Regions from separate parts of the Mus musculus genome. Here region 2 is linked to region 1. The links are chromatin loops, found by intact Hi-C in ENCODE. Cell type or tissue: left cerebral cortex. All regions are shown on one strand. Each heading gives the region's core, and the rest is flanking DNA. Links, peaks and the distances in the headings are about the cores only. Region 1 overlaps Fxyd6 (FXYD domain-containing ion transport regulator 6). Region 2 holds the start of Scn2b (sodium channel, voltage-gated, type II, beta).

Evidence for each region. Hi-C counts contacts between places; a loop is a spot of excess contacts. Peaks named below come from ENCODE experiments on the same cell type or tissue, not always from the same donor. Only the 100,000 strongest peaks of a DNase experiment are listed, where the experiment ranks them.
Region 2: a loop joins it to region 1, with 2.9 times the contacts of the local background. A loop is called at or near these places in 2 of 42 quality-filtered maps.

What each region holds. Positions count from the first base shown.
Region 1 is chr9:45,379,312-45,394,471 of GRCm38, reverse strand. Fxyd6 (FXYD domain-containing ion transport regulator 6) reads right to left here. Exons shown (of 8, transcript NM_022004.6): 2 at 4,425-4,484; 3 at 3,800-3,838; 4 at 3,621-3,695; 5 at 2,875-2,911; 6 at 2,208-2,257; 7 at 1,747-1,796. The coding sequence starts at 4,479. The coding sequence ends at 1,768. Among named protein-coding and RNA genes, the nearest start is that of Fxyd6, 17 kb to the right of the region's middle. In left cerebral cortex, for the core only: CTCF peaks have their summits at 5,676 (motif pointing right) and 7,691 (motif pointing right); a DNase peak (open chromatin) is centred at 5,694.
Region 2 is chr9:45,115,429-45,130,588 of GRCm38, reverse strand. Scn2b (sodium channel, voltage-gated, type II, beta) reads right to left here and starts at 12,713. Exons shown (of 4, transcript NM_001014761.2): 1 at 12,496-12,713; 2 at 5,481-5,647; 3 at 4,946-5,156; 4 at 519-4,484. The coding sequence starts at 12,565. The coding sequence ends at 4,285. All of the region lies in intron 1 of Gm10684 (predicted gene 10684), which reads left to right. In left cerebral cortex, for the core only: CTCF peaks have their summits at 8,652 (motif pointing left) and 10,764; DNase peaks (open chromatin) are centred at 7,948, 8,203, 8,638 and 9,366; H3K4me3 peaks cover 2,653 bases; H3K27ac peaks cover 3,791 bases.

The DNA.
Region 1 (15,160 bases), core at 2,664-10,663:
ATCTCCCATGGGCTGGCTTTATAGGTATGTATCACTCTGCCTGGCTTCCTTTAACTTATGACTTAAGCTAAAGTTGTACACTTGGTTGTTACGCCCGATCGTGTGGAATCTGAAGAAGTGAGGCGACAAACTGGCTTTCTTGCCTTTGCTTAGCCCAGGGTCTGCCATCCAGGACACAGTTGACAAGTTATTCCAGGTGACCCTAGCCACAGAGACCTGGATTCAGGTTAGTAACCCATCTTGTCACTTACTATCTGTGCTGGGTAGTTTTGTGTCAACTTGACACAAGCTATAGTCATCTGAGAAGAGGCAGCCTCCACTTGGAAAACGCCTCCATAAGGCGTTTCTGTTGGTAGACCCATAAGTCATTTCCTTAACCAGGGATGGGAGAGGGCCCAGCCCACTGCGGGTGGCACCAACCCAGACTGGTGCTTCTAGGTTCTATTTTCTTTTAGCAGGCTGAGCAAGCTAGAAGGAGCAAGCCCATAAGCCATACGCCTCCATGGCCTCTGCATCAGCTCCTGCCTCCAGGTTCCTGCCCTGCTTGAGTTCCTGTCCTGACTTCCTTCAACATGGAGGCTTAGGGAAAATAACCTTTTCCTCCCCAATTTGTTCTTGACCACGTGTTATCACAGCAGTAGTAACCCCAGGACATGATCTGAACGGCTTTCTCTGACTGCAATCTTTCCCATTATAAATGGGGCTGGCTCTGCGTGTCCTATTTCTTCTGGTAGCTCCAGAAGGTTCCTATCCCATCTGCAGACTGGAAGCTTTGTTCAGTCACTATGTATTCTCTGGCACACCCTACAGTGAGCAATGGAAGTGACACATGGTGGACTCCGAGTGTTGAGGACAATGGAGGTGCAGGGACTGGGAGGGGCATATATTATTTTCACTACTGTAGAGTAGTACTGGAGAGTTTCATAATAAATGTGTGTGTGTGTGTGTGTGTGTGTGTGTGTGTGTGTATGGTATATGTGTGTGATATCTGTATTTGTGCATGTGTGGTATGTTTGATGTGTGTATGCATAGTGTATGTATATGATGTTTGTGGTATGTGTGCTATCTGTATGTGTGTGTGTGGTATGTTTGATGTGTGTATGCATAGTATATGTGTATGATGTGAGTGGTATGTGTGTGTATGTATGGTATGTTTGGTTGTGTATGTATAGTGTGCATGTGTATGGTGTATGTGTAGTGAATGGTGTGTGTGTTTGTGTGGTGTGTGTGTGATGTGTGGTGTGTGTGTGTGTGTGTTATGATGTGTGTGTGTGGTGTGTGTATGTGTGTGGTATGATGTGTGTGTGTGGTGTGTGTTTGTGTGGTGTGTGTGTGTGATGTGTGATGTGTGTGGTGTGTGGTATGATGTGTGTGTATATGTGTGTGTGTGTGGTGTGTGTATGTGTGTGTGTGGTATGATGTGTGTGTGTGTGGTGTGTGTATGTGGTATGATGTGTGTGTGGTGTGTATTTGTGGTAGCTGGGACAGTACTGTATGAGCCTGACCCAAGGCTGGTTGGCAGCTCTGATTTCCTATGCTGTTGTGTTTGGATAAAGGACACCTCCGTGTCTCTGTGACTGAGCAGTGCACTGTTCCGTTCCTCCCCCGCCTCTGAAAGACACAGAGGAGCCCACTGGTAAGAAAAACTGAGTGCCATGAAGAAGTCAGCATGATGCCCCTGCCCAGGCTCACTGAAGGCCGTGGTGAGACGGCAGGAAGCCAAGCACAGAGAGAGAGAGCACCTACCTTCACGCTGGAGGCTGCACCTCAGTTCTCTGCCTTCTGGGGCTCCGCAGCTGGAAGAGAAGGCAGATGGATGGCGTGTGAGGCCCCTTACCATGTTCCATGATGAACCCTCACTTATGGCTGATACCAGGATTGAGGATCACTAAGATGTGGTGTCGGTCCTCGACGGTCACTGGTTACAAGAACTTAGGTGATGATGGCCCTCGTGGGGCTTAGCACACGTGGAAAGATGGAGCCTGCCTGGCGGCAAGCAGGTGCTTTGCATACAATGATGCATCTGTGGTTCAGATGAAGCGCTAACATCACGTAGGTACTGGGGGTACTGGGAACCCTTTCCTGGCACCTCAGAGGCATGTCTGCTGAAGCCCAAAGCAGCTCATGGCGCCTAGAGTCCCTCCCCACCCCCAAGACTATAGGAAGACACCCCCCCCCCCCGCCCCACAGCCTTTCACAGCGGTTACCGTTTGTAGTGATGAGGTTCTCCACCTGGGCCTCTTCGTCACCTGGAGCCCTGTGACAAGCAGAGACACACTGTCACCAATGTCCAGGGCAAACCACAGAGTATCCCCCATTCTCTGTGGATAGCCCAGGAACCTATTCCTTCCAACCCCACTGAAGCATTCAAACACTCTACCATGGGATGTGTAGGGTGACTGGAGAACTTATGGGCCCTTCAGTGTCTGCCCCGAGGTGGGGTTTGGGTGTGCCTGCCACCCAACTTTGGCTTCTGAGGTCCATGGCCACCATGGCTGTTTTAATGAATGGGGTATAACTTATACGGTGTAGAAAGGAGGCCAAGTGTCTACACAATGCCCAGAGCCTCAGGAAAAGATAAGAAGCAGGCCCAATGTCTCTGCCCTGCACCACAGAGCGGCCATCGGCTGCTACCTCTCTCCTAGCCAGCCTCCCTGTCTCCAGGGCCTCTAAACAAGGTTCCAGAACACTCCTACCCAGGAATTTACATCTGAGGCTGCCCCTCCATATTATGACCTCTGCTTTGTTTTAAAGCCACTTGGAAACCCCCCAGATTCATACCCCAGCTCCCCACATTCTCTTTCTGAGACAAAAGAACACCCACGGGGTTCACTCCACAGACCTCTCCCTGTCCGATAGCCTCAGCACCCTTACCTGGGCTTCTGATTGAAACTGCACTTGCACCTGCGACCTGAAACACAAAGAAACCATCCAAGGTCACGACTCCAGCCTCAGCTCAAGGCCAGGCTCCAGGCCTGAACACAAAAGACCTACCGCCGCCCCCTGCCCCCCCCCACAGTTGGGTCTGGATATTTGATCCTCACTGGGTGCTGTTTGTGGGAGGGGGAATCTTTGGGAGGTGGGGCCGAGCTAACCAAAGTGATTTGTTGGGGCAGGTCTTGGAGGTGGTAGCCACTTTTGGTTATATCCTGAGCTTTCTGCTTCCTGGTCTGTCTCAATGTAAACAAGCCACATGTGTCTGCTATCACAGACCAAGCTAGTTCACTGCCTTCCCACTATGATGAACTTTGCCCTTTCATACCACAAACAAAAAAAAAACAAACAAAAAAAAAAAACACAACGCCACAGCTCGTGTAGGGGAAATGCACAGGGACACATCTCTAGGAGCACGGCGAGAACAGCATCTGACTCCTGGGATGGCCAGCCCCCTGCCCTATGGATGCAGTCTGTGGTTCTTGGCTATGTCTGTTCTCACTTACATTCTCTGGCCATGCCTTCCTTGTTTTCCTGAGCACGTACTACATGGCCAGCCCTGTATTGATCCTGGAGATACTGTGGAGAGGCAAGACTGTGCCTTCTCCTGTCCCACAGACAAAATGGCTAGGCTTGTATACTGTCCCCATCTGTCTAGCAGCCGTAGAGAGAAAGGACACACTTACTGAGGATGAGAAGTATCCCAACGGAGAAGAGGACCACAGCAAACACCAACCCCCCAATCCTCAGGGTCTGGTAGTCTGCAAAGGGAGGAGAAGTGAGAGGTGGGAGAGAGGCGGGGCCAGGAGGTCACGCCGGCCCCTCCTGGATGGGACCACCCCCCAGGGCTGCTGAGCTCACTCACCGTAATAGAAAGGATCCTTTTCTTTCTCCTTCTCAGCTGCTGGGAAAGATGTGACATGGTCAAGAGGAAGACAGCCATACTTCCTGTGACTTCTCACCTGCCCCATAACCTCTAGTCCCCACCAAAGAGTCCTTGTGAAGGGGGTTCACTGGGCAGAGATACTGGAGATCATGGAAGATGGGCTAGCTGGGCTTGGGGGTCCTCGCCTGAATTAGAGTCTTTGGGGTCCCGGGCTCACATTATGTCTTTCATTTCCTCCAAAAGACCAGGTCTATTATCATCTAGTGACAAAGGGGGAAACTGAGACCAAGGGGTGGGGGAGGCTCGTGACCTGCATATAAAGTCAGGATGGATTAATTACAGTCTAGGCTACAATTCCACAGGAGCCCAAGGTACCTGGAGAGATTAACAGAAGGATTGCTGAACCCTTGTGGGAAACAGTGGGAGAAGGGCGTGCAGGGGGGCCCTGAACTAGGATCTGTTTTCCTCTGCTGACAGTAAGAGCCCGTGACCAGATGTAAAGTGGCCTAAGATCTCAACCCTAATGTCTGAATGGGCCAGAATCTTCTGCTGGAAAGGGCTATGTCTGCCAGTTTGGCACAGCAAGGCCCTAAAGGATTCTTACCACTCGCCAGGACCACAGGGGCCAGCAAGCTGCAGAGGACCAGCACCGTCTCCATGGTGTCTGGGGGTAAAGAAGCAAGACATTACTCCAGGGACAGAAGACCTTCCTCGGTAAGCCGTCACCCTGACAGGGCCTCGTCCTAGCCTGAGCTGTATGGGGAGCTTGTGTGACCTGAGGCCACTTCAAATCTCCGGGACCAATGCCACCTTATCAGGCTCTCATCAGACTCTCAGAGAGCTCTGTGTGGCCAATACTATTAACCCAGATGAGTCAGGACACTTAACAGGCACTGTGCTAGGTCCACACTGCAGGCCTGGAACCAGAAACTTGCTGATAATTATCGCCCTTCATAGGGGGAGCGGTAGGGCCCAGGTCAGATGACGGCTCAGGGACTCATTAGCGTGGGGCTTCTGGGCTGAAGCCTTGCCTTCCCAAGGGCTTTGGAGATGTCTCACCAGTGTCCTCCTTCCGGGCCAACTTCTGCCTCATTAAGATGTGGGGCCCTGGGCCCAGCTCCCACAGTCAACAGCCCGCCAGAAAGTGTTTTTAAGATATGTTTATATTGTATGTGTGAGTGTGTGTCTATGTGTGCATGTGTGCAGGTGTCCTTGGAGGCTAGGAAGACCAGCTCACGGCATCTCCAGGAGCTGGAGTTACAGGTGGTTAAGAGCTGTCTGATATGGGTGCTGGGAACCAAATTTGAGTCCTCTGGAAGAGCAGTAAGCATTCTAAGCACTGAGCCATCTCTCCAGACCCTAGGAAGTGTTTTTCTATCAGGTGATGGGTGGAAGACTCTTTCTGTTCCCCAAACGCTATCACAAACCCTGATGCCCATATGTGATCTTAGGTGTCCTTCCTGTTGTTTCCTGTTTTCTCAGCTTTCCCTAGAGGCCCCATCTCCTAAAGGTGATAATTGTGTTAAGGTAGTCTGGATAGGGGTTTCTAAGCATCAACCCCAGTCTCTCCTCCCACGGAAGTCACTGACCCCTCTACGTGGATCTCATCAATTTCTGGTGATGAAGTGGGGGACTCTGATGGGACACACCAGGGACATGTATCAGTGGGGTTACACTTGTCACTCTCAGACTCAGAAGACTAATACAGAGTGAGAAGTGAGAAGAATGCAAATCAGGAGCGCCCAAAGCTGCTTAATCTTTTCCATGCAGGGTAAGACGGGCCACAGCTTGAACCTGTCTAGAATGGCCGGTCCCACGCTCAGTCTAACAAGTGACCCTGCTGCCATCTACCAATCAGACACCAGGGGGCAGCAGAGCTTCATCCATGACCATTTCCAGCCAGAGTCCTGTAGGTGTCAAATCATCGCCTGCTGTGTGAACATGCACCTTGCTCTTCTTAAAAACTATGCTTGACCCAGATATCCAATAACATTGCTCAGAGTGATTCTGTGCATATGTAAGTGTTTGGGTGTCTGAGCGGGCGCATGCTCTTGCATGTGGAGCCACAAGGTCCACGTCAGATGTCTTCCTCACACACTCCGTACTTTATCTTTTGAGACAGAGCCTGGAGCTGACAGATTCTGATTCAAGGAGGCCGGCGGGCTAGCTGGCTGGCTAGCTGGCAAATTCCAGCCATCCTTCAAACTCTCCATCTTCTCAATGCTGAGACCGCTGTTAGGTGCCACTCCACATAAGTTCTGGGGATCAAACTCAGGCCCTCACACTTGAGGTAAATGCCTTACTGACTGAGCCTTCTCCCCAACCCCTAATATAGCTTTAAAGAATTATAATATGTACAGGCCCCTGGACTTGCCTTAATCAACTTTGTACTGAAGATTTATCTATGCACAGCTCTGCAGTTAATTCATGTTTAACACCTGGCATTTCATTGTGAAGGCAAACTATTGTGTACTGATCCATTCTCTTGTTGATGGACATCTGGTGTCTTTAACGTGGCATTGCTAACTTTACGTGATAGGGTTATAAACACTCACACCCAGTCTCAAGAGGAACCTGTTTATATTGCAGATGCGGGGAAGGGGGGGACCACTCATTCCTGGACACCAGAAAACATAACGACCAAACGACACTTATGGTGCACGAAGTACTCTCCTGCTTAGTTTCCTTTTAAAGGGAATACGGCTTGGCCCCTTGGCCGGTCTCACCCTGCAGCCTGGAAATGGCGGCCACGAGTGAGCATGGCTCTGAGACCACGGCTTGGGTGACAAACCGTCAGTGCTGCACAGTTAATCACTCTTCACCCGGTCATTCCCCTCCTATCATCCGGCCAGCGCGATGTGATTGATCTGCCACTCCCCATCCAGATCAGTTTGGCATTAATAGATGTCCCAATTTTTGTCAATTTCGAGGCATAAAATGTAGCATTAATCTGGTCACTTAGTAATTGGGTGTTTGACATTTCTGTTTCTTCACAGGTGATAGGATGTTCTTATCTTTTTCCTGTTTCAAATCATTTTTTTCCAATCTTGACATTAAACCTCAGTTATTGAGTATTCCAATATAATATTCCAATATAATATCTCCTCTTAGCCTGTGATTTGTCTTTTTACTTAAGAACTTTTTTTTCACATTTCATTTACTCACTCTGTGTGTGTGTGTGTGTGTGTGTGTGTGTGCGCGCGCGCGCGCGCGCGCGCATGCGCCCCAGCAGGTGTGTAGAGGTCAGATGACATCTTGGGGGGGGGGTGGGAGTTCTCGCCTATCACAGGCATCATGGGAGCAAACCCCAGGGTCAGGCCTGGTGGTAGACCCTGGAGCTCCTGAGCTGTCTTGCTGGCTCTGTCTTTACTTTTAAAAATTGTCTTACAGGGCACAGAACTTCTCAGTTCTAATATGATGATCCTATGTGTCTTTTTAAAGACATTTCTTCACACAGGTAGGCCACATTAAAGGTTTGTTTGTGCTTTGTGTTTTGTTTGTGGTATTAGGTGTCTGGATCTAAGAGACCCTAAGTCAGCAACTGGAGGAGTGCCCAGAACCACAGACATGCACCATTGAGCCCAGCTACACTCAAAACTTGTATTCCACTTGGAACTGAGGTGTGAGGTAGGGGTCTGAATCTTATTTTTCTCCCATTCTGATAACCAGATGTCCCAGAACCACTTGGAACTGCCAGCCACTTCTCGTGGTGTTCCACGTCGCCACCACAAGTCTGGTTTCTGCTTGGCTGTGTGGTTATCTCCCAGCTTCCTCTTTGGGTGTATCGGCTAATTTGTCTCTATGATACTCTCCTTAACTTTCTTTTTTTTTTTTTCAAGATTTATTTATGATTATATCTAAGTACACTGTAGCTGTCTTCAGACACACCAGAAGAGGGCGTCAGATCTCATTACAGATGGTTGTGAGCCACCATGTGGTTGCTGAAATTTGAACTCAGGACCTTTGGAAAAGCAGTCAGTGCTCTTAACCACTGAGCCATCTCTCTAGCCCCTCTCCTTAACTTTCTATGGATTCAATTGCTTTTTGCCAACTGTGGTCTGAACTTATTCAATGAGAAGTCTCAGAAATAAATAATTCATACAGTTTATAACACACAGATCATGGTAAAATCTCTCACTGTCCCAATCCATCCTGCTGCAGAACATGAGTCACCCTTCTGGTCCAACACATCCACACTGTATATACTACCCCTACCTGCCCACCAGTCACTTAGAAGCATCTCTGTTTTGGCACAACTGTTGTGTATCACTGTCCGTGTGTTTAAGTAACCCTCTAACATAACAGACACAGAGTCAAAAAAAAAAAAAAATCCTGTAAGGTGTTTTTTTCAGACAAGAAAATAAAACAAGATACACTGGGGAAAAGCCATATTTAAGAATTGTTCACTCAGGAGGCAGAGGCAGGCGGATTTCTGAGTTCGAGGCCAACCTGGTCTACAAAGTGAGTTCCAGGACAGCCAGGGCTACACTGAGAAACCCTGTCTCGAAAAATAAACAAACAAACAAACAAAAAAGAATTGTTCTTGCCAGGCAGTGGTGGCACACACCTTTAATCCCAGCACTTGGGAGGTAGAGACAGGCAGATTTCTGAGTTCAAGTCCAGCCTGCTATACAAAGTTAGTTCCAGGACAGCCAAGGCAACACAGAGAAACCCTGTCTTGAAAAACAAAAACAAACAAACAAGCTAACAAAAAATTGTTCTTATGGTTTTTTGTAATTGCTCTACATATTGCCGTTAAGCTCTTACTATGCCTAGCTTACATATTAAAATTTATCATAAGTAGATGTTATAGAGAAAACAGTATGCTTAGTGTTGAATCCTAGTTGGTTTCAGGTGTCAGTCATCTACGTGGTCTTAGGGTATATTCCCTCTGGACTATGGTAACGCATTAAATCCTGTATTTCTGTTACTATAGCTTTTTAATAATCCTGTTGGGTTGTAAGAGAGCCTTCCATCTCCTTCTCTGAATCCTTTAAGAGTATGTCCATCCTCTGGACATATACTCAAACACAGGAGTGTGTCGCTCAGCATCACTTAAAACTTTGGGACTTTCATAAGAACTGTCAGGGACCTACCTGGAGGGATTGGGTGAATCTGGCATGTTCCTGATTCCAATTCCTCAAGTGTCATAAATCTTTTGATTCCCCAGGGCCTTATCAATAGCTTCTTATGAAATGCCAAGATACCTTCACATAGCTGTTTCATCCATTGGTACATTGTAAGTTATATTGTTTTTTTTAAAACATTAACGTACTGTGTAGTATGGAGCAAAACAATTGGTTTTTTATCAATTGGTCTTAAATACAGTAATCTTAAGATCTCTCACTTCTAATAATTTACCTGTACGCCTTTGGGTTTTCTCTGTACACAGACTTTGCAAATGATCTTACTAATTAGCACACAGATTGTTTCTACCCCTTGTTTTAGTGCACTGTGTCAGTGAAACGCAGTAGGGAAACAATGGTTATAAACACATGTGCACACACATGTGCACGATTTTTTTTTAAATTACTTACTACTGGCTTTAAATGGAGTTCTAAGGTTTTGAAGATTCTGCTTTAACCCTGGGCTTCCAAAATGCTCGCTTTACATTAATTACGAATAAGTAAGTGATGTCTACGTCCTGTCATGCGAGCAGCCTATTCTGTCTTCCTAGACTACGGCTCTGAAACGTGCTGGGCGTCCTTATTGTGTTCCACAAATCACCGGACTGCTCACTCAGTTTTTCTCGTCCTTGCTTCACTGTGCTACCTGCTGGGTAATTGTTTCAGAATTATTTCCTCTCTCCCTCTAACTGTGCTTAATCTGCTGTTTCGTTCATCCACTTAATTTCCTATTCCAACGGTTGTATTACGTCTGTACGTTCTAGTTGGCTCCTTTTCTAACAGCTTGGTCACTTCATTCGTCTTCCTTGCCCACTCATTTGTATGATCCACTGTTTCCTTCCAACATTTTCCTCACAGTTATTTTATGTTCTGTATCTTTTAACTTCAAAATCCTGAATTCTCCACTTCTGTTTGGTTTTGTTTGTTTGTTTCCTTGTTTTGTTTTTCAAGACAGGGCCTCTCTGTATAGCCCTGGCCTTGAGTCCCGGAACTCACTCTGTAGACCAGGCTGGCCTTGAACTCAGAGACCTGCCTGCCTCTGCCTCCCAAGTGCTAGGATTAAAGGCTCCTAATACCACTGCCACTGCTAGACCTTCCTTCAAAATCCTGAATTCCTGGGAGCATAAATTGATTGGTGGCATCTGTGGTTTTTAAACAGTGATTCGGCTTCTCTTGGGTCCCTCCTAGTGCACACATGTGCATGTGCACATGCACACACACACACACACACACACACACACACACACACACACACACACTACCTTAGTTTAGTAGTCTTTGACTGTGTACTCCAATTTGTTATATTTTAATCTGTGGGAAATTCTGAGGCTGTTTTTCTTTTTCCATGGGGACTGAGAGTGGCCAATATCAAACTAAGACCAGATTAGCCTCTCTCAAGCGTTCTCAGTTCAATGGAGAAGTCATGGGCTTGGATCCTACTCCTGCTGGTTCGGTGCTTATTGGCCTCCAGTAGGCAGCAATGGATGCCGACTGCCGTTCATTCTCAGCAGCTCCGCTTCAATTCAGTTCACACTTTACATAATCATGCGACTTTGATTTCATAGGATCTTAGTTGGGAGATTTATTTCAGTTCTAGAGTTTTAGGTGTTGTTTGGTGTGCAGAAAGGAGTGAGTGGTAGAGGAGCCTCTTTCTTCCTTCATGTGTGGCAGGCCAAGCCCTGTGACAACAGAGCTGGGATCATCACGTTACAGGAGAAAAATTTCTCAATCATTTAAGGAGGGAACTAAGTTATATGTACCTGCTGTGTGTAAAATCTTCCTCCTTCCCTTCCTTCCCCTTTGTCAAATGTATTGCTACCCCCGGATCAAGTTCCATCTCACGTTCCATAGTTAAATTATATCTGGGCCTCAGTCAGAGGAGACCAGATCCAAAAGTAGTTTGGAAGGAGGATAGAACTGACATTAAAAGCCCTCAACTGTGGCTCATGCATACAATCCGAGCACTCAGCAGGCTGAGGCAAGGGGATTCCCATGAGTTCTAGGCCAGGCCAGGATACATAGAGAGACCCTGTCTCATACTTAAAACAAAATAAAACCAATTCTTAGGGACCTTCCTGTGGACACTGGGTCGTAGGTGCCAGGAGAAGGATGGACAGTCTAGGCTTCTTGGCCCACAGCAGAGGAATTACTGGGCAGGTAGAGCCCCTCCTGGAAAAAAAAGACCCATCCGTATCAAGGACTCCAGACTACCAGGTATAGTGCCCACCCATCCACTCTGTTACTCCTGAGAACCTTACAGTCAGCTCCACAGATGTTCAGCTCGGGATAATTCCCATTAAATCCTCCCCAGGGGCAGGAATTCTAGATCTGCAGGGGATACGTAAATGATCAAGATTTTGACCAGGGAGAGACACAGATTTTGAGAACAAAGATCCTGCTATTATCAGTAAGGAGAGAACAGCAGGAGAGCTGAAAGTGCCCACGGAGGAGCTGACACTTCAGCCAAACCCTGAGAGCAGCCGTGATCTCGATAGACAAGGGTGGGGGGAGAGAGAGCAGCAAGAGGGAGCCATGGAAAGAAGGGGCGGCCAAAAAATTCTCATTCCAAGTTCAACTTAATTTGAATCCCATGACACTTCACTCAACAGTGGCTGTCTGCAGGGTCCACCTAGAAGGCATCAGGATGAGGCTGGGTCCACTAGTATATGACATAGGAGGGGAATGTGACACCAACCCACAAAGTGTTTTCATTTCTAGTGCCAGACACCTTCAAAAACAGTGAATAATCCAGTCTGGGTAAATCGTGATGGGTGGGTAGGGAGAATGCCGATAAGATGGCTGGCATCAGACTATGGAGACTCAGTAATGCCAAGCTCTGGAGTGAAGACCTGTCCTTGTATTGCAAAGCAAACATCTGCGATCAAGTTGCAGAGTTCTGAAAGGGACACTATCATACATTTGAGAACTAGCCAAGTCTCTATCCTCCAAGCTGCTGCCGGGGCCTGGTCTACACCAGCAGCTCCTCTCAGCCTGAGCCTCTTCCAAGGCTGCCTCTTGGCACCTGGACCACTTTGAAAGATGGCATCGGTGGTACAGCTGGCACTGTCTGGGAGCACAGTGGCCAGCTACATACACGGAGCCTTTGAGGGGACACAGATGCCTTTGTTTCTATTAACCAAGGAGTTCTATCTTGACCTCTCCTCTCTTCGTGGTAAGACCCTGGCTTCTCCTGACATTCCAGTCTCTGCATTCCTTTCCTCTTCCTTACAGGGGAGGAACTGGGCAGCCTGGAGCTCAGCTGAGGTTGGAGGACATAGATGAGGTAGTATAATCATCTCATTCCAGGCCCAGAGTTTTGGGAAGAACGGAAGGAGGGAGGAATATTGAAGTAAGGGAATAAGCCACGCAGAAGAGAATAGGGCCAGGAGGGAGGCTCAGGATTGTTCCCTAAGTCTCAACCTGCGTATTAAAATGTTTTGTTTTGTGGACCTGGACCCCTGCATAGAGCCCTGAAGACCTGGCTGGCTGAGACAGGGAATCTTATAAGTCATTGCTGCTGGAGCTGAGGGCTCCATTACATCAACACTGCTGGAGTTGAGGACTGCATTACATCATTGCTGCTGGAGTTGAGAGCTCCATCTCGCCTTATTAATCTGGTCACCATTGCTCTAGACCATTCTGTTAGATCTCGCACAGTATGAGGAAGAGTTCCACCTCCTTTCCATGGTCCACTCTGTCCATGCCCAGGCACACACTGTGGCCAACCGCAGCCATTCTGTGTTAGTCTCCTCTCCCGCTATCCCGCTGTTCGCACAGGCACCCACTGCATGGGAGGCAAAGGCAATCAGAAGAATCCTCCAGCGATTACCTTTCCATACTGAGTCACATAATTTCACTTAATTGCTGGGTAAAAGCCACTCAGAAAGAGAAGCCACCGGTCGATGATACAGCAACATGCTGTGTTACTCTGAGATATACCAGAATGCTTGGTACTCTTGTGATGTAATTTGATAACCATCTCTCTTTACTAGGCCGAAGTTCCAAATGACATGAATTTTCCTCACCCTACCTGCAGACCCTCGTTTCCCTTCTATGGGGCCTGCTTGCCTTTCTGCAGGCTCAACCTCGGGCTGGACAATGTACCCTAGGATCACCACAGCCTGCTTGAATACCCCAGTAAGATGACAAGCAGACGTACCCAAGAAGGGGCAGCCTTCAAAGGGCCATGGAATGCCTGAGCACTGTGTCCTGGCCTCACGGGTTACCTGGGCTGTTATTAGAGACCACAGGACACGATTTAGCTTATTGTATCTCCTTGTCTTTCAACAGAGAATGTGGCATCTCAGCAGGGCACGCTGGGATATAATGAGACAACCATCTGCCTTTAATTTTGGAAAGCCTAGGTCCAATGAGAGAGGGACCTGATTCAGCTGCCAGTCAAGGGTGAGGAGGGCCTGGCTCAAGAACCCATGCCTCTGGCCCTGCCAGCCAATTTGACAAACTGAAGTTGGGAACAGCCAGCCATGTATCAGGAGAGGCTGGGCAGTACCCGATAGTTCCTGGAGGCAGCCTGACAGGCGCCACGGCAGGGCAATGAGAGGCAGAAGGGAAGCAGCTGACAAGCTCCTTCGACTGGAAAATGAGCTTGGGTTAAAGATACAAAGGGGGGAAGGGGCAAAGTGGGTAGTGAAGGACCCACATCCCCCTGCCATGTGTCACTCTCCTTGCCCCCTCCCCCCACCCCATATCCAGCAGGCTAAGACTCTGAGACCTAACTGCAGGGAGGGAATCTGATGAACTCCACAGTAAAGCTCCCCCCTTCCCCACCCAAGCTCCCAGCACCTCCAGCTTCATCCATATTTACAGAGAGGGAGAGGGGGACAGCAGAATGCAGGCTGTCTGCCAGCTCACCCCGAGTGGGAACCGAGAGCTGTTTGCTTGGGAGGGCTCCTTCTTTTTGTTTTCAAAGACAGATTACAGGCCAATGCAGTTTATTAGGCGAGGGTGGGAGCGTGGGGTGGGCAGTGCAGAGTCAGCTGATCCATCCTGTCCACTTCTCAAGGCTGTATGAAAGGGCAAGTGAGATAACACGTGGGAAGGGTTTTTGAAACAGCAGAGCTCTGTGGCAGCAATATGCAATATTTATCAGATGCCCATGCCATGCAAGGGTGGTTCTATGCAGCTTACAATCCTTCAACAGTCCTGGGAGTGTCCATCATGATGAGCATTACCAATAGGCCAACTGAGGAGAGAAAGGTTTGGTTAATTTCCAAAAGCCCTAGAGGTCAGATTCGGTCCCCAGTACCCTGACCCTCAGGTCCCCATGGGGAACACTCGGCTCTCCTGTATCTGCCACTCAGGACCTGTGTCTCAAAAGCAACTGGAGGTCTGGAATCTTTTCCTCTCGCAGCTGTAAGAGGTGATGGCGATATGGTCTCAGGTCTGTGAGAATGGATGCTGTGGCCTTTGAGAGGGCACAGTTGCTGTCTTGCTTCCGTGGCCACTCTTACCACAGCTATTTCCTCCTGGGAGGGAGTTGGACCCCCTTTGCCCTCAGCCAGTTGTCTATTGAAGGCTGCCCCTCACAGTCTCACTGGTAGCCAAAAAGAAGAAGTAGAGGACTTCAGTGTCACCCCTTGCTACCTGAGTTGTCAGAATCAAGGAAGAGACAGAAAAACCCGGTGATGAGATGCAGGGCTGGAGGTATGGTATGCATGTGCATGTGTGTTTGTGTGTGCATGAGTGTGTGTGTGTGTGAGTGTGAGTGAGTTTGTGTGTGTGTGTGTGTGTGTGTGTGTGTGTGTGTGTGTTTGTGTTGCTAACCAGGAAAAAGAAGTTACAAGAAGGGACAGGGAAAAGGTTCTGGTGGGCATCAGGCCATCTGTCCCCCAGAGAGCAGAGCCTACTATTCTTGAAGCTCAGCTCTGTGACTGACCATCCCTGCCTTGCCTGATTGAGGACAGGTTCCATTCCAGCCAGGCATGGTGGCACACACCTACAATCCCAGCACTCAGGAAGTGGAGGCAGAAAGATCAGGAGTTCAAGGTCATCCGCAGCTACATAGTCATCTCTTGAACCACAGGTTGCATGAGACCCTAGCTGAGAGAGAAGGGGCTTGGGCTCAGCAGCCGGCAGAGAACTAGCTCCTTAGGCACCCACGGTTGGGCTCATTACTGTTAGTAAGCCTAGCTCTGTCCCCTCCTCCCATCCTCCTTTTCTATTTTTTCCTGGAACTTCTCCCTTCTTCCTTGAA
Region 2 (15,160 bases), core at 3,718-11,717, 260 kb after region 1:
TGTCTTAAGGCTCATTTCAGCACTAGGTAAATAGGATTCAGTGATGCAAAGGCAGATGAGACAGGGGCAGCGTGACCTCTCACCAGCCACCCTCCCCACTGAAGCTGTACAGGGGCACTCTGACCAGCTGTCATCCTCTTTCCAGAATCCAGGCATGAGAGCTGTCTGCCTAGTCAGACACTGGTAAGAACCCAGGAGCAGGAAGGATGGCTCATGCTCTATCCTCAGAGCAGCCAGCCTGGGGTGCTAGAGGCTCATCTTCATCCCAGAGGTAACCCCAAGTCTCTCTGGAAGTGGGTGCTCAGCCACCTGTCTCACAGTGCTTACCATGGAGGGCAGAGTCCTCCAAGGGGCTCGGGGCAGGTAGACTTCGTTCTTCCTTGCAAGGCAAATCTTTGGGGTCTTCACACCCAGTGGTATGCATGGCACCATAGAGAAGGAGTATCAGAGATTTCCATCAGCAAAGCCTTCCCCTATCCCAGTCTGCACCCCGGGAAGAAAACCACACTAGAGAGATGTTCCGGGGAGACAGTGTGTTTATTGCAGCCAATAGATCCAAGCAATCTGACAAACTGCTATAGAAATCCAGCCTGCCCCCGCAGCTGGGTCACAGAAGACCATTTAAGCTTCTCTCCCCTCCCAACCAACAGACAGGAAGTAGTACCTAGACCTGCATAAGCACTTGCTATGTATGCAGCTGGGTTCTCCCCTAAAAAGCATAAAGAACATTCCATAATGAACCTTTGGTACTTGGAAACACTGAGAGGTGATTTCACCCTCCACCCCACAGTGTAACTTTTGGGGTGGGCATAGTGAGATGTTTTATATGTATATATATAATATATCTCTACCTGTATAGAAAGGCTATGTACAATCGCATCAGCAAGCTTCAATAAAGGAAGACATCAGCAGGAGGCACAGCAAGGCTGTCTATTCTTAAGACATATGTAGGAAAAAAGTTCTCTTAATTTGTCACCCGTTCCAACTGCACCAAGCCATTCCTATGGCCTGGGATTAACTTCTTTGGACCTGGTTGGTATTTCCACCTATCTACCTGCTTAGCCTGATCTTGTAGGTATGTAGCACTCCAACTTTCCCAAGGAGACTCACAGGGAAACGTGGACCCAATCAGCTTCTCCCATTTGATAAAGTGGGACTAGGTGATGAGTCTGCCCACAGCTGGAGGGGCAAACAGCTATTTCCAAAGCCAGTTCCAAGGCACCGCAAGGCACTTTCAGTCCTGAAATATTGTGCTTTGTTCTCATGAGCTGAATCCCGCAGGTTGGCCAGCCAGCCTTTCTTTGCAGTGGCCCTTAATTAGCAGGCAGAGGCAGAGGGGGTGTGAGGAGGGGCTTCTGGGAGAGCAGGAGAGGCAGGAGAGACTGAGAGCACTGTAGTGGAAGCATTCAGCCAGGAGCAGCGCTCAGAGCCCACACTGCAGCAAGAGAGCAGTTTGCTGGCATAAGCTAAGAAGCAAGCTTGAGCAATGGCTCCTGTAGGAACATCTCACAGTTTCTCACCCCATCTCACAGAAGCCTAGTTTTGTTCCCAAGCACAAGCCCAGAGACCCTGGAGGAGGGTCCAAGTGGCTCCAAAAGAAAGTGCACATGAGGACAACTACCTGGGGCAGAAATGGCTCCTGACCCAGTCCATGAGGTCCAGAGGCAGGCATTGCTTTCCCTGGGCCTCATTCCGTCAGGGCAGAAAAGAAAAAGACCCCAAGAAACTTTACTTCTTTAAGGGACAGCTTAGCTGGGCGGTGGTGGTGTATGCCTTTAATCCCAGCACTTGGGAGGCAGAGGCAGGCGGATGTATGAGTTCGAGGCCAACCTGGTCTACAAAGTGAGTGCCAGGACAGCCAGGGCTACACAGAGAAACCCTGTCTCAAAAAAAAAAAAAAAAAAAAAAAAAGAAAGAAAGAAAGAAAGAAAGAAAGAAAGAAAGAAAGAAACCCAACCAAACAAAAAAAGAGACAGCTTATTAGTACAACCCTGTAGGGGGATTTCACAAGTAACCACCCACCCACCCAAAAGATGTTAGAAGACCGTCCGCAAAAGCCAAGTCCCTTGTCTGTGCACTGTGAAAGAAGAGGACACATGCCAGGTGATGAAAACTGGCCACTCAAAGCTGCAGAACTATATATACACCACCACCCTTGGTTTCAGCCGGCTTGGGGAGCCCACAACTCATCTCTCTACTCCTGGTTGGCTTGCTTGAAGGATGGGCAGTATTCACCTGCTCCAGGCACCCCGGTGGTCTCACCCACTCCCATTGGCAGTGTGTTGTTTGGCAGTTAGGTACTGAGCCAAAGAGATTAGAACTTCCAGAAGGGTTAGATTCCCCTTACCCAGGAGTTCTCTGGCTGGCTATCCATCATTCCTTACTCCATGCCCAACCTACCTGACCCCTGCACCCTTCCCAGCAGTACCTTCCCCCTCCCCTTGCACCCTCACTTTCCCAAACCCCAGATTCAAGAGTCTCACCCTTCTGAGTCTCTTGTGGAAGCAGTGGCTATGGAGGTGGAAGTAGATGCACCAAAATAATAACAATAACAATAACAATAATAATAATAAATAGTAATAATATTCTTGGTCCTATAGTACCGATTTGGCAGTCCCTGACTCTGTTATGGCTTTGTAGGCACCCCTGACACCCAGCACGGTGCCTGGCATACAGCATAAACTCAGTAAATGGTGGTTGAAGTGAATTAAGTTGAACTTTCCATCGGCCACCATTGTCTCTTCGAGTGGCTATCTGATAAACAGAGGCAAGTATTGGTCCCTGAGACTGTCTTAGTCCTGTCTCCTACCACACTCTTTCCCTACCCTGAACAGCTAACTCCCTGAGCTTGTGGGGGTTGAGTTCCTGGAAGGGGAGCGGGGCTAGATGAACCCCACCACTACTGTGCACAAAACACATCCAAGGCTTGAGGTTCTCCCACCAGGAAGCTCTATTTGTTCTAACTGAGGACCAAGGAGCCAGAACATGGGCAATGCTTTCAGCCTCTGTTGGTCACTTGGAACTTCAGTCTCCCCATCTGCAGGAGGCTTTGTGCCAGTTCTCTGAGCACGTCCCAACAGGATACTCTCCGATTAGCCATTTCTACCCTGCCTTTCTCCCATCTCTGGACTTATAACAAGTTTCTTATAATGATAGTAAAATGTCTCTGGACTTAAGTCCCTTATAATGATAGTAAAACGGCAGTGAATGTAGGCTTACCACAGGAGTGACTTTCTCCCGTACAAAGGGAGTTCCGGGGTGGGGGTGGAGGTGGGGGTGGGGTGGGGGCGGGGCAGGGTTCAGAGGCTCCTTCAGCATATGCTCTCATATTTAAAGCGTTCCAGCTTTCTCTTCCATCTTGCCAAAAGCCAGGCAGAGAAACCCTGCTCGAAAATCCCCAAACTAAAGCCACACAGGAAGTTGCCCCTATACACAGTTCCGCTCCCCCAAACACACCCCAGTTCTGAGGGTTGATGGCTGCTGCAGAGGCCAAGGTGAGCATCTTGTTTGAGAAGGCAGCCATGTGTATGCAGTGAAGCCTGCACCCGGCAGTTCCTCACAGGTCTCTTAAGGGGCAGCCCTAGGGTAGGATAGGATCCTACCTCTCGCCAGCATCCCCCATGGAGCAGCAGCCTACAGTAACCAGAGCCTCTCTGGGAGTGGCTAGTGATAGAAACGAGGCCAGAACAGAGTTCTCTGGGCCAAGGCTCGCATCCAGAAACGACTCAGCCCTATCTTTCCTTTTTCCTTGAGTACCCTGGAAATGCACAGTCATCCCTTTAAATAGTGCTTTCACAAATGGTAGGACCCCACCTTCATCTCCAGCTGATGGCTGTTCCCTAGCCATCTTCACAAGTCATTCCCATGGTGCCTCTGGTCAGCACAGAACCCCGCCACCACACACACTGCTACTCCCACAGTTTAAATCGCCACCAGACCAAGCCTTAGACAAGATGGTCAGCAGACCTCTTCTCCCACTGCCCTCCCTCCCCCATCCTGTCTTTGGGACCACACAAGTCTTTCTTCCTCAAAGACTGACAGGCTACAGCCCTTCTCTGTTCTCCCTGGGACTCCCGAATCTCAGATACCAAGGCAGTTTTCAGATGAAAGGGAGGGCGATCACCCTTGGTATAGGGGTGGGGGCATGGGAAGTGAGGCCCCAGGTCGATTCTGGGGTCCTATTCAAGAGAAGCACACCAAGAGAGAGCAGGCGGGGTCACACTGTACAGGGCAGAGAGTGAGAGGAGATAGGGCACGGGGAGGGGCTTCAGGGCAGGCTTCCGGTTACTTGGTGCCATCTTCCGCGTTGCCCTCACCATCCATCTTGCCTTCCTCTTCAGTCTTCAGGTCATCCGTGCTCAGCTTCTGCTCTTTTTTCCTCCTCACACATTTGACCACCATCAGCACCAAGATGACCACAGCCAGGAAACCCCCCACTGAGGCACCCACGATGACCGCCACCGTGGAGTCCCGCTCTGGGGGTACTAAGGGAAAGGAAGCAGAATCATAGAGCTGGAAAGGAAATTCCGTATCTCGCCCCTGCTCCCCAAAATAGGAGGGGATATTATTTGATTCCTCTCCATGGACAGGGCATTAGTGAAAGTCAAAGCAAACTAGACCACTGCCCCCTTCAAAAGGCCCCTCTACCCACAGAATGGAGTATTTAACTCGTGGACATTAAGATCAGACTCAAATCTAATTATAGAAGTTAGGAATTATGTTATCTTAAGAAATGTATGCTCTTGAACCTCAGTTTCCTCATCCATACAATGGGCATAATGAAGGTTTTAATCGTGACTGACTTGTTCCCTTTAGAGGGAAGGTGTGGATGTCTTCCACCAGGACAAGCACCTGAAGATGAGATGGGAGTCACAGGCTCCTTGAAGTGCCCTGAGCTAAGCTGTAGAGAACGGTGAGTGTCCCACAGCAACTCAGTCACTCTTACCTTCTAGAAGGACCTGCAGGTAAATCTTGCCGTGGCCGCGGTGGCGGTCTGGAGGGTTGGTAATGTAGCAGTTGTAAATGCCTTCGTCTTCTAGCTGCACGTTCTTTAGAGTCACTGACACGTCGTACTTACTGGGGTTCCCTGAGAACTCCACGCGGTCTCCAAACCGCTCCAGCTTCAGGTTAATGATCTTCATTCGGAACTGGAGGAACTGGGAGGGGAGGGGCAAATAGTATGAGCGCTGTGTGAGCATGCGCAAGGGGCTATGGGGCTTGTGGGGACACACCCTCTTCCTGTGCATCTTCTTTCTTAACATGGGAAGGAAGGGCATTAGACCTGGAAGGCCCATCCAGTTGTGGCGACATCATAACCTCTGTATCAAACAGCCTACACAGAGTCCTCTTGGGGCCCTGTTCCAGTGCAGGACTAGGGATGGGGGTGGGGGTGGGGGTGGGGGTGGGGATGGGATGGGGATGGTGGGCTTCATGCCTTGGGGGTTTTGCTTCCCTCCACTCCCTCCTCCACCAGGACTTACCATCTCCTCTGTGCAATTGTTACACTCCTGGTAAGTCCAGTTAAGAGAGAACTGCTTGTGGTTCACGGTGTAGCAGGAGTTGAAGGTACAGGGCAGGCGGGTATCGGACCCATTGAGGACACTAAGAGTGGTGGGCGCTGTGACTTCCATGCTCCGCCCCGGGGGCACTGCAGATAGAACCACAACCTGATGAGGATGCTTGGTGACAGGTGGAGGGTTGCAACCCTTCTGTAGCCAATGGGGAACAGACGGAGAGAGACAGAGGAGTTAAGGGGCAATAGGCTGGGCTCTTTACAGCTGTTAGGAAGGTGAAGCGCATGAGGGACACCAGATGTGGTCCTTAGGAGGAGAAGAGGAACAGAACCAGTGTAGAACAGACCCATCAAATTGTCTACCAGGCCATGGACAGTCAAATGGACTCTGCTTGTTCTAAGTTCATTGTAGGCAGACCCTTTCCTTGCCTCTACCCACCCCGAAGCCATTTCCCTGCCAAAGGCTTCACTGGGCTTGCCTCCATTTCCCATTCTCCATCCACTCCAGATTATTTTTGCTTCAGATTATTATTTAAGCCCATCTAGGGGAAGCGTCGTTGTTCCCATGGGGCAGGCAGCTAAAACTGGGCGAGCCTGGGAAGGCCTCGCTCTCCCTTGGCCCAGCACGAGCCACTGACTATCCCCAGGCTCGAGAAAGAGGGCAGACGGGAAAGAAGAGGTGTCCCATAAGAAGAGGTTCATTCTGAGGACTTGCTGACCGGCCTACATGGATGCTCTGCCCTTTGGGAAATGCTGACCTGGAAACGCTATGGCGCAGAGTTGGTTCAGGTTGGCAGGAGGCAGGGTGGGAACAGAAATCCCTCGGAAGTACTGGATGAGGTCAAGGCCTGGTGCTGCAACTGAGAGAAGTGCCCCCACAATACTCCGTAGAGCAGAGATGAGGGAGCACAGGTGAGCAGCCCAGGGCCCAGCCGTTACAGAGACACGCACTGCAAAGCCATGAAAGTACTCCACAGATACCTGCAGGACTGCCTCAGACTAGCCCAGACCTTAATTCCACAATCGATCATCTGCCAAGGCTGTTAAAACTTCATTCTAAAAGTTCAGCTTAGTATTAACAGGGCAGGGGCATAGCTCAGGGTTAGAGCAATGGCTCACATCAAAACCCCCAGCAGTGACAGTGCCACTTCATTTTCATTGTTTTGTGATATGGGGCATGGCTTTTTTTGTTTGTCTGGTTTGTTCGGTTTGATTTTTACATTTGGCCTTGGAGTGTTGCGAGGAGGGGTGTATCTGGCTGGCCTCCTCTGGTAGCCCAGGCTATCTTGGAACTAGCTATATAGCTAAGAATGACCTTGAACTTTTAACCTGCCTACTTCCACTTCCAGAGTGCTGGGATTATAAGGGTGCCCCACCCCCACCCAGTTTATTCACTGCTCAGAATCAAATGTAAGTCCTTAAATTGGTAGAGGCAGGCACTCTACCAACAGAACCACATCTCTAGCCCTCATTCATTCACGATACTAAATACACGTAAATTACCTACTGTGTGCCAGGTTGTGTTTAGTCCTAGATCCTAGGACTTGTCACTAGTATGAGGCATAACCACTGTGTGGTGGGGCTTGTATTCTGGTGAGGGAGCATAAAGGGACAAGAATGAAAATAGGAACATGGCCGTCTGGAATGTTACATGACATGGGATATAAGAATAAAATATGGCAGAGGGGAGTTTAAGGGTGGCCAGGAAATAAGGCTCTGGAGAATGACATCCAGACAGCATTGAACTTGAGAAGGAGTGAGCCATCATGGAACATCAAGGGCCACATTTCTAAGGCTGGATTTGACCTTCATACATCTGAGAAAGAACAAGGCAGGGCATGGGAAGACCTGAGATTAGAGCTGGGCAAGGACCAGGCCAAGGGGCAGAACATGGGATCTGGGATGATTTAGGGGGGGTTTAAGGATGGGGTGCAGTCGATGGGGTGCCAGCTGAGTGAAGATTATAGCTACTGATGTGGGCAGACACATGTCCCCCCAATTCCACTTATCTTCCGTCCCAGCTGTAGCCCCGATCAACTATGAGAAATGTAAGCAGACTTCTCCACCCCTACCCCCGAACCCCCACCCCCATCCCTGTGCCTCAGCCCCTTCCTCCAGCAAACCTAGTTCATGACACTGTCACTGGGTGCTTATAGTGACTAAAGTAAATGCTGAGAGCTCAGCAAATGACAGCTGCTATTAACTGCATTCTCCTAACGTCTGCTTTGGGGACAGAAAGAGCTAAGAGGTGAGGTGGGGCAGTCTCTAGGACTGAGGGTACTTCAGGACTGGATTTACCCGGGATCTCTAGCTAAGGAGCCAGGCTGCAAGGATCCTGGGTTTTCCCACAAACCAGCTGGCCCTCCCTTCAGAAGCAGAAGTACAACAGCCTGCAAGCAGAGAAGCTAAACCTGCCGGAGCACCCTTCTGCACTGCACACCCACCCTTGTGAAGGGCCTGCAGAGCTCGAAACCTAAAATCAGGAGGGTCTCTGGACTGCTGGCCTTGGAATCCCCACCAAGGCCCTGCCTGGGGGCGGGTCTAGAGACCACACCTGCTCACCAATGACTCCAGTTGAGCACAGAGCTGCTCACAGGGGTTACGCCAGCTGGGGAAGCTGATGGGGCTCCTCCCAAGAGGAACAAAGCCTGGCTCTCAGCTCTTGCACTTTCATATCGAGTCTAAAAGTACCTGGCCCGGTGCCAGACGAGAGGGAGGTGTGCAGAAAATATTAACACCACCCCCACACTGCAGAGGCTGAGGAATTTGAGGGAAAGAACTGATGGAGGCTTGTCCTCAGTTTACCTTCTATACCGGGCATTCCGACCTATCCAGCCCCTCCCCCTGAAAGGGCTTCCACCTTCCCAGGGCCACCCCTCCCCACACAAGTGCTCTGTGAAACTAGTTGGCTCGGTAAAGTCCACCTTTCTTCTCCTTGTTCCTTCCCAGTTTGAACATCAGCTCACATCTCCCTCCCGCCCCATCTCATCTAGAAGGATCCAGCTACGTCAGGTGGCAGAGTTGCAGGGGAGCCAGAGGCGTTTTCAGGCTAATGGCAGGGGACAGAGAAAGGTGCAATGCGGGTTCCCCCTGCATGTGCTCTGCAAGAGGAGCCAGATGGGATTCGTGTGCCCTCTAGTGGCCACAGATGTCAACGAACCAGTCCCAGCAGCAGGGAAGAAAGTGAGGAGAAACTAGAACCTGAATCCATGCCGCCTGGCTCCGAACAGGGCTGAGGTGAGGACACAGAGCTGGGGATGGGTTGGGTTGGGGGGCTGGTTACTGTCCGTTCAAGGTGTCCTAAGATGTACATAGTGGCTCCAGTCCCTGACTCCTGCAGAATCCCCAGCAGACAATGGTCCGCCTTGGGTTCCACCAAAGTCCTATCTGGTACCAGGTCTGAGGTCTAGGTTTCCTGATTCCCAACTTACAGGAAGATGATAGTGGGGTGCAGCAACCCAGTATTCGACACAGCTGGGTCCTTTAGGCCCTGACCATCCATTGTTCTCCCAGGGCAATCATGCAGAGACCCTGAAACATGGCTTATCTGCCAAACACTCTCTTCAAAAGACTTGGAAGTAAATTCCCTTTTCTCCTCCTTCCAGGCCTAAAGTAATCTATACACTTGTCTTATTCTTAAGGAAAAAAGAAGATTTTTTAAAAAGGGAGGGAGGGGTAAGAGGAGGTTGGGGAGAATTGTCTTCTAATAGCTCCTGCCTCCAAGGGACATGTGATGTCTAGCTCTCCCGCCTCTCCACTCAGTTTCTCTTGCCCAGATCTCCTCCCCAGGCAGCCAGAACCAAGCTGTACTCCCATCCCCTACCTCCGAGACACCAGTGGCTTCCTGCTGCTTCTAGGGCAGAGTTCTGGCACCTGGGTGCAGCTCCTGGGTGGCCTTTCCCATCTGGGGCACAGCTGCACATCACAGCCTCATCTCCTGCCAGGCCCCACCCCTTGCGTGGGACTCTAGGGACACCGAATCTCCCAGTCTCCTCTTCCCTCCCCTCCACCTGGCCTTGTTCAGGCTTTTGCTTTAGGTTGGAAGTTTTGCTCGCCGTCCTCCCTGGAGTTCTTCCACATAAACCCCAAACCCCACTCATAGGGCACAGCTTAGGTGACATCTTCCCTAGTGTCTGATCCTCTCCCAGCCAGGCTCCTATTACTTCCAGTGACTCAGGGGCCAAGTGGTAGGATGTTCAAGCCTGGGACTCTAGAGATCTTGATATGATCTTGGGCAAGTGCACTAGGGTTCCAGTGCTGCAATGTCCTCATCTGTAATACAGGGGACACTAACCCCTCTAAGGTCAATGGGGCAATTAAGTGACGTGCTCTATGTGCGAAGCTCAGCCTGGCACACAGCTGTTAGCAAAAGGTGACCTCCAGCATTAGCATGCCCAACATTCTCATAGCACACACAATGCTGAGGCGCTGTTGCTTATGTACCTGCGTCTCTCCAGAGGCTCTGGTGAGCTCCTTCTTATTCGTGTTGCTATCCCTGAGTCCAGAACGGCACATAGCACATACTGAGTGCTCAATACAATTTTGTTGCCAGGGGTATGGGTAGGCAGGGAGGAGGCATTCTCCTCCAAATCTAAGTCCTGCCCTTAGCAGCAAATGTGTAGGGTTGAACGGAAGCCCACACTCTACTCTCTAAGCTCCCCTCAAACACAGCCCAGACCTTGATGACCAGGACAGTGGCTGAAAAACGCGTGGTCTTGAGAAACACCCTGGAGCTTGTCGTGGGAATAGCTGTTGGCCATCTTTACAGTCATCCGCATGTAACCTGCCTCTGATACGCTCTCCCTCCTAATCGGTGGTATCCCTGCATCCCAGTGACCACTGCTACTGCAAGCATCCAAGTTCCGTTGCCGAGGGAATGGACTGCCAGAGGCGTGCCTCCTTACAGCTTCCCGAAGCTCCAGGTCTCCACTCTCACAGACCTGCTGAAACATGCACTTCTTCCCATTGCCTCCTTGCAGCCCTCATGCGCAGGCGTCTGCATCCAAGGCACCATCTCCCTCAAGGCCAGGCCCGCTGGTCCTCTTGCCAAAGCCCTGGCCTTGTTCACTTAAATATGGCTGCCATAGACAGCCTCCATCTGACAGGAGGCTGTGGCCAGTGCCTGAGAGGAGATCTGTCCTCCACCTCTGGCTTTTTTTTTTTTTTTTAAATTCAGATCTTCCTCCTACTCCCCCTTTTAGCCTGTACTTGATACTCTTGACCAATTAATGCCAACAGAGTAGTACCACTTCCTGAACATTGGGGGCAGTAGAACCCAATATTAAAAGAATGTGCTAAGCCAGATACAAATCTCAGTTCTGAGTTCAAATCTCAGCTCTCTCATGCTAGTCACATGACCTGATTGGAGGAGTTACTGAACCTCACCGTGCCTTTGTTTCCACCCTAGAACATGAATAGATTCACAGTATCTACTACAAGTAACTGCTGTGCGTGAGGGCTTAGCAAAATATGCCATGCCAGGGTTCACGGGAAGCATGTTGGCCCCTGCTGTGTGTTAGGTCACAAGCTCACCAAGCAAGAGACAGTCTCCAGTCTCCCATGGGAGCAGTGATGCTGAAGTGGCGCTCGGGGTAGGTAGGGTCTCGCCCATGGTTATAGAGTAAAACACAAAGCTAGTTTTAAACTTGGGTCCAGTTCCGAAAGACGAAAGATGTTAGATCTTTATCTTGCAGGTTACCAGGATTGCTTCATGTCTCTGTTATCCCTGTGGGCCCTATACCCAGCATGAGAGGGAGGGGGGATATACCACCCAGCACAGTGAGAAAGGACACAGAAGGTGGGACAGAGAGACAGAGACCAGCATAGAGACAGAAAGAGAGACAACAGAGAGACAGACAGATTGAGAGAGCTTATAGTGGGACCTAATCTCACCTAAGATCCTTAAACTTGACCCTCAGGCACTACAGAGAGAATTTTAAGAGTGAGAGTAAAACTGTCCACAAGGCAGGTTTAGAGCCCAGCATGGTGGCACTTGTCTGTAATCCCATCACCCAGGAAGAGAAAGAGACAGGAGAATCACTGAAAGTTCGAGATCAGCCAAGACTACAAAGTGAGACCTTATGGGTTGTGGGGTGGGGTAGAGTCGGGAAGCAGGCCTACAAATAGCCTCCTAACATACCTGCCTAGTACGAGGTCTCTAGGTGTTCAGCTATGAAATTGGCTTTGGGACCTTACGACAGGGTGGTCTGCAAGGTTGGGCTGGACCACGGAGACTGGTTTTAAAGGAACTCTCCCTAGGTTCCACTTACAGTTTGCTCCTTTTCCCAGGATCCTGGGCACCTGACCTCATCCATTCCATCTGGTTCACACCAGGGGTGCCTGCCTCGGTAGCAGCTACTCTGGTGCCTCTCCTGCCAACCCGGAGCTGGTCCTTAAGCCTGATACCCACCTCCTCCCACACGCATCCCAACAAATTGGTGGGATAGGCTCAACTCTCTGCCCCCAACTCTCGAGAACGCGATCTCCTTTAAATCCACCAGATCCCAGGGAACGGGCTCACAAATGAGACTTTTAAAGAAGCCAGCAACTCCTATGAGATCTCTTGGGAAGTAACTGAAAATGAAAACATGATGATGATGGTGGTGGTGGTGGTGGTGGTGGTGGTGGTGGTGGTGGTGGTGGTGGTGAAGAGAAAAATCCCTGAAGAGACCGCAGAGCAGCCTAGCTCTGCCCCACCCCCACATGGGTCCACTTCAGGGAAATCTACAGGATGAACCACCTCTTGATAAATTTGACCATTTTCATCCCCGAGCAACACTCACCCTCTAGTCAACATTTCTGGGAAGGAGAAGCCCAGCATCCGGCAGTCCCAGCTGTCCCAGATCCCCAGCACGCCCCTTCCCAAGGACACAGAGGGAAGCGGCTCACACTCCTTCCCTCTTGCCCCCTCCCCCGCCCCCTCCTCTTTCCGCTGCAGCTGCACTTCTGACCCTTAGGAGCATGCAGATGTGGTTCTAACTTACCCAAAGAGAAAAACAGACTGAGCCCCGTGAGACTGAAGGCAGGGCGAGGTAGCCAGGCATCCCTGTGCATTTTCAGAGACTGTGACGTTAGGCGGGTGGGCTGTGGGAAAGGGTGATTGAGGGACCAAGGACCACAAGGTAGGAATGGTTAAATGCTAAAAAAGAAAATGCACGGATGTACTTCAAAGACATATGCAACATTGAGGAAGCTTTATTTCCATCTCTCTAATATGGCCGACTTGTATGTGGCTGCTAAAAAGAGAGGGGGGTGGTGTATAAGGGAAAGGAAGAAAAAAAAGGGGATGGAGTAAATATTGTGGTTGGTGGATTTCAGAAAGCAGGTGGGAGGGCATAAAAAAGATATTCCTGGAAGAAATTAAGTTGCCAGAAAATTTAGCCTCTAAACTCAGAGCTCAATCAAATTTTGCCTTCCTACTGCATTTGAAATGATTTTTAGACTTTGAAAATTGTTAGAGAATTCTAGGTGAGGTGGCACGTGCCTGCAATCCTAGCACTAGGGAAACAGAGACAGGACTGCCTTGAACTCATAGCAGTCCAAAGCTAGCCTAGGCTCCAAAGCAAGACCCTTGCAAGAGAGGGGAGGAAGGAGGGGAGAGAAGGAGAGAGGGAGGGAAGGAGGGAGAGAAAGAAAAAAGGAAAAAGAGAAAGACTGTTAGAGCCATCTGTTTTTATCAAAGGGCTGTAAGGAAGTCCTTTTTATCATATGAATACGCCCCAAAGGCCTGTGAGTTGATTCCCTGGGGAAAGTGCTTGTGGCCACTGCCAAGCATGATGACCTGAGTTTGATCCCCGGGAACACACCTGGTCACCCAGCAGAAGGAGAGAACTGATCCCTGCAAGTTATGGTCTAACCTCAACACATTAGTGGCACCTGTATACTCATGCTACATGCTCTCTCTCTGTCTCTCTGTTTGTCTGTCTGTCTCTCTCTGTCTCTCCCCAACACACACACACACACACACACACACACACACGGGGAGGGGCAAGAGAATAGATAGATCATACATACGTACGTACGTACATACGTACGTACATAGATGTAAACACCCAGGAAAGAGTTGCCTTTTGTTGTTTGGGTTCAGCGAAGTGGGCAGGAGGCTCTTGGAAAGTAATGACTTCCTCATTGCTCTAGCATTTCCGCAGAATACAGAACTTGTCAGAGAAGGCTGATGCACAAATGCCTAAGAGACTTTTACAAGAGAATAGAGCATGGACCTCTGAGGGACCCGGATTCAAACAAATCAACAAGGAAAGGAACAGGTTTTGAGACAAGGGGAGCAGGGAGCGAATGTAAACTGGACGTTGATTATGTCAACAAATAACGTCTAATGCTGCCGGGTATCATAAAGATAGTGTCTGTGTTTTTAACACCCGTGGGTAATGTAGCTGATGGTCCCAGATGATTGGTGGTGCCTGGGGCACACTTCCCTTGGCTTTGGTGTATGTTTGAAACTTGTTATTTCGAAGGAGGGGAGAATACAGGTTGTCACAAGTAGAAGTTAGGAGAGAAGTGGCCCTAAGCAAAGAGGAGAACAGAGCCAAGCGTATCACAGGTCCTTAAACAGCAATCATTTATTTAGCTGTGCACATTTATCTGTCCACAGTGAGGAATCACAATTTGATCTTAACGTTAGGTCCAATGTACAGGTGATAGATCAGAGCCAGGATTCAAACCCAGCTCTTTGGAAGAGGCTGACCTCCCCCCAACCCCACTCCCCTTATTCCACATGGCTGTGACTGAGCCTTCCACACAGGGAAGAGCTGAGAATTCTGCACAGCGCCTGGTTGAGACTTGAAATTCACTAACCGGGAGGTAATTGACCACCCGGGGATGCTGCTGACCGGATGAATGAATGTATTTGGAAGTCCAGCTTGGTCTCTGAAAGCTGTCCCAGGGGCACAAGACCCAAAGCCAACTGGAACTTCAAGGCAGGGCTGTGAGAAGTCAGAAGGTGACAGGTCCTGATGTTGCACTGACCCTGTTCCCAGCGCCTCTGTCACTCTACGGTAGGGCTCCCATGGCCCCTGCACAGAGCCACGGTGTAGGAGTCCGAATTTCAGGAGAGTCTCTCCCGGTGCCCATCCCTACCACCCTAGGGCCCCGAGGCCTCTTTATAAGTGTGTGCCCAGAGTCTAGACCAGCACTACTCGGACCTCCCGCTCTGCTCAGGCTCTTCCAGCCAAGTCTGCAACACCACCAACCAGGTGGGCTGGCCGCAGACACTTTTCAGCCTAGACCGCTCGCAGAGATTTTTAGTTTGACGTAGCCGGCCTCCTCCTTTTTTCTTGATGCCGCCTATGGTGCCTTGTGAGGCCCAGAAACTAAAGGAAACTTGCTTTGCTGTCTCACTTGACCTCATGCTATGTCTGGAAGTTTCTATTTAATTGTCATGGGAGGCAAGAAACAATCCTACATTCTTCTGCTTCTCCCTAGAATTTGGCTAATAGTCACTGAAGTATTCGAACTTCCAAGAGCCTTGGGCCAGCTCAGACTTCCAGGATCAAGGAACAAACAAACAGTAGTAGCCAGATCAGATCAGGGACCAGGAGATAGGGGCTTTGTCAGACCCTCCCATAGCCCACTGGGGCCCCAGTAGTCATCTGTTACAAGGGGACAAGCCTCCCCTAGGAACCAATAGGAGTC